Linked DNA regions of Homo sapiens: region 2 is linked to region 1. A link is a contact called in ENCODE Hi-C or POLR2A ChIA-PET data. All regions are on one chromosome and are shown on one strand. Each heading gives the region's core, a stretch centred on a gene start or an enhancer-like site at or near the end of the contact. The rest is flanking DNA. Distances are from core to core; before and after follow the strand shown. Region 1 has its middle 30 kb from the start of RPN1. Region 2 has its middle 25 kb from the start of COPG1.

The links. A loop is a pair of places that touch in the nucleus more often than their neighbours do. ChIA-PET counts read pairs that join two places held with the same protein, here RNA polymerase II (POLR2A). Pooled maps may share reads with other maps.
Region 2: a loop to region 1 is called in a pooled map, with 3 times the contacts of the local background. The contact joins two enhancer-like sites. A Hi-C loop is called at or near these places in 1 of 37 single-sample maps with no recorded cell type and 3 of 50 pooled maps. POLR2A ChIA-PET finds 5 or more read pairs at or near these places in 2 of 52 experiments (activated naive CD4-positive, alpha-beta T cell and common myeloid progenitor, CD34-positive).

The regions. Positions count from the first base shown.
Region 1 is chr3:128,679,384-128,682,083 of GRCh38, reverse strand. No RefSeq gene overlaps it. Among named protein-coding and RNA genes, the nearest start is that of RPN1, 30 kb to the right of the region's middle. RefSeq lists a silencer at 708-927 and enhancers at 988-1,157, 1,268-1,397, 872-1,564. Within about 2 kb of position 1,288, at least 40 of the 41 ENCODE cell types and tissues checked have a DNase peak (open chromatin) inside an H3K27ac peak, as active enhancers do.
Region 2 is chr3:129,223,748-129,226,447 of GRCh38, reverse strand. No RefSeq gene overlaps it. Among named protein-coding and RNA genes, the nearest start is that of COPG1, 25 kb to the left of the region's middle. Within about 2 kb of position 1,312, at least 37 of the 41 ENCODE cell types and tissues checked have a DNase peak (open chromatin) inside an H3K27ac peak, as active enhancers do.

The DNA of each region.
Region 1 (2,700 bases), core at 39-2,538:
ACAGTAGAAAGGCATTCAGCATCAGCAAATAGGTCGAGTGCCTCCTGCTTCCCAGGCCAAATTTTCTGACCCCCCGCCAACAAAAACTAGCTTTCAAGAGGGCTCAGGCTGTCACAATGATTGGCATTCTTTGCTGTAAGTACTACAGTATTGACCTTGAAATTTTTATCCTTGAAAATTGAGTTTCATGAATGTTTATCAAATGTCTTGGTTCCAGGTTAAAAAAGTCTTTTTTTTTCTATGTGCTAGTCTGCCCTTATACCCTTACAAAAGAACTTGTCTTTAAGCCATAATTTAAATATTTACAAAAAATTTAAAATTAACACCTGTCCATGGTACAAAGCTCAGAAAACCCAACGGTCTTAGATGAAAACTGTCTCCTCCCATCCTTGTTCCGTATCTCTCCATTCCCTTCCTTAGGCTGGGCGATCGCTATTACCATTACCGCTATACTATGCTTACACATTCATATCTTCATTTATGTGGGTCTTCTTGTTTAAAAACACAAAGGCATATCTATACACATTTTCCTGTGCTTTGCTTTCTTTCACTTAATTTATCTCAGAGCTGGTTCCACATTAGTACATAAACTGCAGCTTTGCTCTTTTTAACGGTGGCAGGCCATTCCTCTGAAAGATGGCCTGATTTATTTCACCAGTTCCTGGTTTTGCGGCTCAGGATGGGAAAAAGGAAGTCTGAGTGAATCGCGTTGAGGTTACTAGGAATTGCCATGCTGCCCACCTCCCGAAGTGTTAGGAGGTAACATCTCATCGTCTCATCGCACTCCAGTGGAGTGTCGCGAAGTTGCAACTCGGCCCCAAGGCGGCCCGCACTTCCACCCGCACACAAAGGCAGGTCGCAGCCCCGCACGCGGGGACAGGGCCAGCAAGGGGCGGGGACCCTCGGGGCCGCCGCCTCCGCAGCCCCGCGTGTGGGACCCTGGGGCGGGCCGCCATCTTGTGGTGCGGCCGCCGCCTGCCAGGAGACACCTAGCAACTCCGCAGCGGCCATCTTTTACAAGAAACCTTCGCTGCAACCGCTGCGTCACATCACCGCGTCTCCCAGGGACAGGAAAGCCTCTCCGTGTTTGGTGAAGCTTCAGGGGAAGCAGTCATCCTGTCGTCGCATACGGCAAAATCCTCCATTGCCGTAGCCGTTCGGCTGACGTGACAAGGGAGGTGCAGGCCAACACGGCGACTCCGCGCCCTCTGGCGGCAGTGCCGGAGCAGCGGCGCTGTCTTTGACCTATCCGGCATTCGGCTTCCGGGACCGCTTGGCGGCTGTGAATGCAGAGCTGGGGCGACGTGGGGCTCGCTTCCTGGGACTGGGTGTGAGCTTGCGCAGTGAGCCATATGGGGGTCATGGCCTGGCGTGGGGGCGTGGCCGGGTGGGGCCGCTGGATTTGGTGCTGGAAAGCTAGGGAAGTAGTCGTGCGTTTAAGAACGGCCGGCCGGCGGGGTGGCTCAAGCATGTAATCCCAGCACTTTGGGAGGCCGAGGCGGGCGGACCACGAGGTCAGGGGTTCGAGACCAGCCTGGCCAACATGGCGAAACCCCGTCTCTACTAAAAATACAAAAATTAGCCAGCGTGGTGGCGTCTGTAGTCCCAGCTACTTGGAAGCCTGAGGCAGGAGAATTGCTTGAACCCAGGAGGCAGAGGTTGCAGTGAGCCGAGATCGTGCCACTTCACTCCAGCCTGTGCAACAGAGGGACACTCGTCCCCCCCCAAAAAAAAGCCCGGGCTGGGTGGCTTACACCTGTAATCCCAGTACTTTGGGAGGCCGAGGCAGGCGGATCATCTGAGGTCGGGAGTTCGAGACCAGCTTCATCAACATGGAGAACTCACCCATCTCTACTAAAAATACAAAATTAGCTGGGCATGATGGCGCATGCCTGTAATCCCAGCTACTCAGGAGGCTGAGGCAGGAGAATTGCTTGAACCCAGGAGGTGGAGGTTGCGGTGAGCTGAGATTGCACCATTGCACTCCAGCCTGGGCAGCAAGAGTGAAACTTTGTCTCTCTCTCTCTTTCTGTCTCTGGCACATACACACACACACGCACACACACGGGCCTCCTGTGGTCTCACTTGGTCCTCTTTGTGACAGTGCCATTGTTACCATTTACAGAGGAGGAACTGAAGCTCATGGTTGAGCCTCTCACTTGCCCACTTTGCCAAACCCTGGTAGGGATGGGATTAGAGGCTCCTTTTCTTTCGTGAAATGAGACAACGATCTGGGGGATCGTTGGAAGGATTAAAATGAGTATTCAGATTACAATGCTGGATTCTTAATAGTGTCCTCTGTTAATAATAATAATAATGTAGTAGCAACAGTCACGTAGTCTTTACAGTCACAGGTGCATGTGTGTAGATGGGGTTCTCTCTGTATTAGCCAGGCTGGTCTCCAACTCCTGGCCTCAGGCTATCTTCGCACCTCTGCCTCCCTTAGTGCTGGTATTACAGATGTGAGCCACTACACCAGCCTGCAGTTTTTACTACAACTCTGTGAGGTGATTAGTACTAGCATTCCCATTTGACAAATAAGGACAGTGAAGAAAGCAGAAGTAACTTGGCCAAGGTCACAGAACAGCCATAGCAATTCCTGGGTGGTGTGGAGTGGAAGGCTCTGGCCTTAACTGCTACACATTGTCTCTGGTAACAAGGCCCTGCCTGAAGTATATTCCGGCTTCTAGAGGTTGCAAG
Region 2 (2,700 bases), core at 63-2,562, 540 kb before region 1:
GATAGGATATATATAAAATGTTTCTGTGTGTTTACTATACTTTTTCAAATTAACAATGGACTCCATTGTATTTTGTGGGATTTTTGTTGTTGTTGTTTTTAAGACAGGGTCTCAGGCCGGGCACGGTGGCTCATGCCTGTAATCCCAGCACTTTGGGAGGCTGAGGCGGGCAGATCATGAGGTCAGGAGTTCAAGACCAGCCTGGCCAACATGGTGAAACCCCATCTCTACTAAAAATACAAAAATTAGCTGGGCATGGTGGCACGTGCCTGTAATCCCAGCTACTTGGGAGGCTGAGGCAGGAGAATCGCTTGAACCCAGGAGGCAGAGGTTGCAGTGAGCCAAGACTGCGCCACTGCACTCCAGCCTGGCGACAGAGCGAGACCCCATCTCAAAAAAAAAAAAAAGACAGGTTCTCATTCTGTCACCTAGACTGGAGTGCAGTAGTATGATCTCTGCTCATAGGCTCAAGTGATCCCCCTACCTCAGCCTCCCCAGTAGCTGGGACTACAGGCATACACCATGCCTAGCTAACTTTTTTAAAAAAACAATTTTTGTAGAAATGGGGTATCACTTTGTTGCCAAGGCTGGTCTTGAACTTCTGGCTTCAACTGATCCTCCCGCCTCAGCCTACCTAAAATTGGGATTATAGGCATGAGCCACCATGACTGGCTAACTCCATTGTTTTAAATGTAGAGGTGCTTTACTTGAAAAGGTGACTAAAGGTTTAAAAAATGTATATTACTATTTTAAAATAAGCTTACCTGGCCAGGCACGGTGGCTCACACCTATAATCCCAGCACTTTGGGAGGCTGAAGGAGGATTGCTTGAGCCCAGAAGTTCAAGGCTGCAGTGAGCTATGATTGTGCCACTGCACTCCAGCCCAGGAGACAGACTGAGACCCTGTCTCTAAAAGCAATTCATAAATAAAATACAGCATACCAAAATTTTTAAGTTGTATTTACTATTTCTTCATATCAATAAACAAAATTAGAAGTAGCCCAAGTCTCTCTTACTCCCTGAGATGCCCTGCTCCAGCTGATTTGAACCATGTCAAGTCTAGGATTTACGTTGCTTTTTAAAATTGCAGGGAAATGATCTGCTTGGATTACGTTCAACTTGCAGTCCGTGTTTAGCCATGGCAAAAACAAACTCGAGGGCAGATAATACTCGTTTGGCTTGGCAGAGCTTGCAGAGGAAGTCCTGTGGCTTCCTTCCACGTCCCAGCTTGCTGCAGATCCTCCTTCCGGTGCCCAGTATGCAGTGGCTGCCAGCATGTCCCAGTGCCCTGCTGGCCCTAGGCTGGAGCTGTAACTGAGCAAGAGGCTGTGTCCTAAATAACTCTCACAGTCACCGAGGCTGATTACAATTCTTTCGCAACATAGTCTCTGATTTGCTTTCCAAAGGTCAGAAGCTTGAGCTAATGTGTTTCAGGGACAACCCAGTCAGCTTGTATTTAAAAAAGAGAATTTTTATAATTTGAAAAAGAAGATAGAGCATCCGGAAACTGAGAAAATAAATTAAAAGTTCGTTCCTCCCATTCTTGATGTGTATCTTTTTGGAACATAACAGGAAAGGAAATAAAAATTTTAAAACCCTCAACAGTCTCAGCATTCCTCCTTCAGTCCTCATCCATATAGGACTATAGTTTGATAACACTGTAATTGTAGCAGGATACAAATTTCTGTTCTGTCTTCTCTTCTGTAATAAATTCCAAAAAAGGAAACCTAGCTTTTTATGGGGTAGGAGTTACTTTTTATTCTAAAGGCAGTGCAATATTACATAAAGTTTGAGGAAATTGAAAAAAAATATTCATAAGCCTGTCATCCTTACTTAACAGCTTTTTTTTTTTTTTTTGAAACAAGGTTTGGATCTATTGCCCAGGCTGAAGTGCAGTGGTGTGATCTCGGCTCACTGCAACCTCCACCTCCTGGCCTCAAGTCATCCTCCCACCTCAACCTCCTGAGTAGCTGGGACTACAGGCACCTGCCACCATGCCCAGCTAATTTTTTGTATTTTTTTTTTTTTTTGTAGAGATGGGGTTTTGCCATGTTGCCCAAGCTGGTCTCCAACTCATGAGCTCAAGCAATCCATCCCCCTCGGTCTCCAAAGTGCTGGGATTATAGGCGTGAGCCACCATGCTCAGCCAATTTTTGCATTTTCTTTTATTCTTTTTTTTTTTTTTTTTTGAGACGGAGTCTCGCTGTGTCACCAGGCTGGAGGGCAATGGCACGATCTTGGCTCACTGCAACCTCTGCTTCCTGGATTCTCCTGCCTCAGCCTCCTGAGTAGCTGGGACTACAGGCGCGTGCCACCACGCCCAGCTAATTTTTGTATTTTTAGTAGAGACGGCATTTCACCATGTTGGCCAGGATGGTCTCTGTCTCTTAGAGACCTTGTGATCTGCCCACTTTGGCCTCCCAAAATGCTGGGATTACAGGTGTGAGCCACCATGCCTGGCCTAATTTTTGCATTTTATATCTACACTTTGTCCACTGCATCCATAGTTTGCATCTTTTACATAATAGAACTATTATGATTATTCCCCACAAGTATTCACAAGTATTTATTTTAAAAAGACTATATCCTAGCTTGTAAGTGGTACAGAAAAAAACTAAAATAAAAAAGATTACGTACTTCCTAGCACTCTAAAAAACCCTAAAAAACTTTTAAGTTCTCTTTACCAGTCCTATTCACATG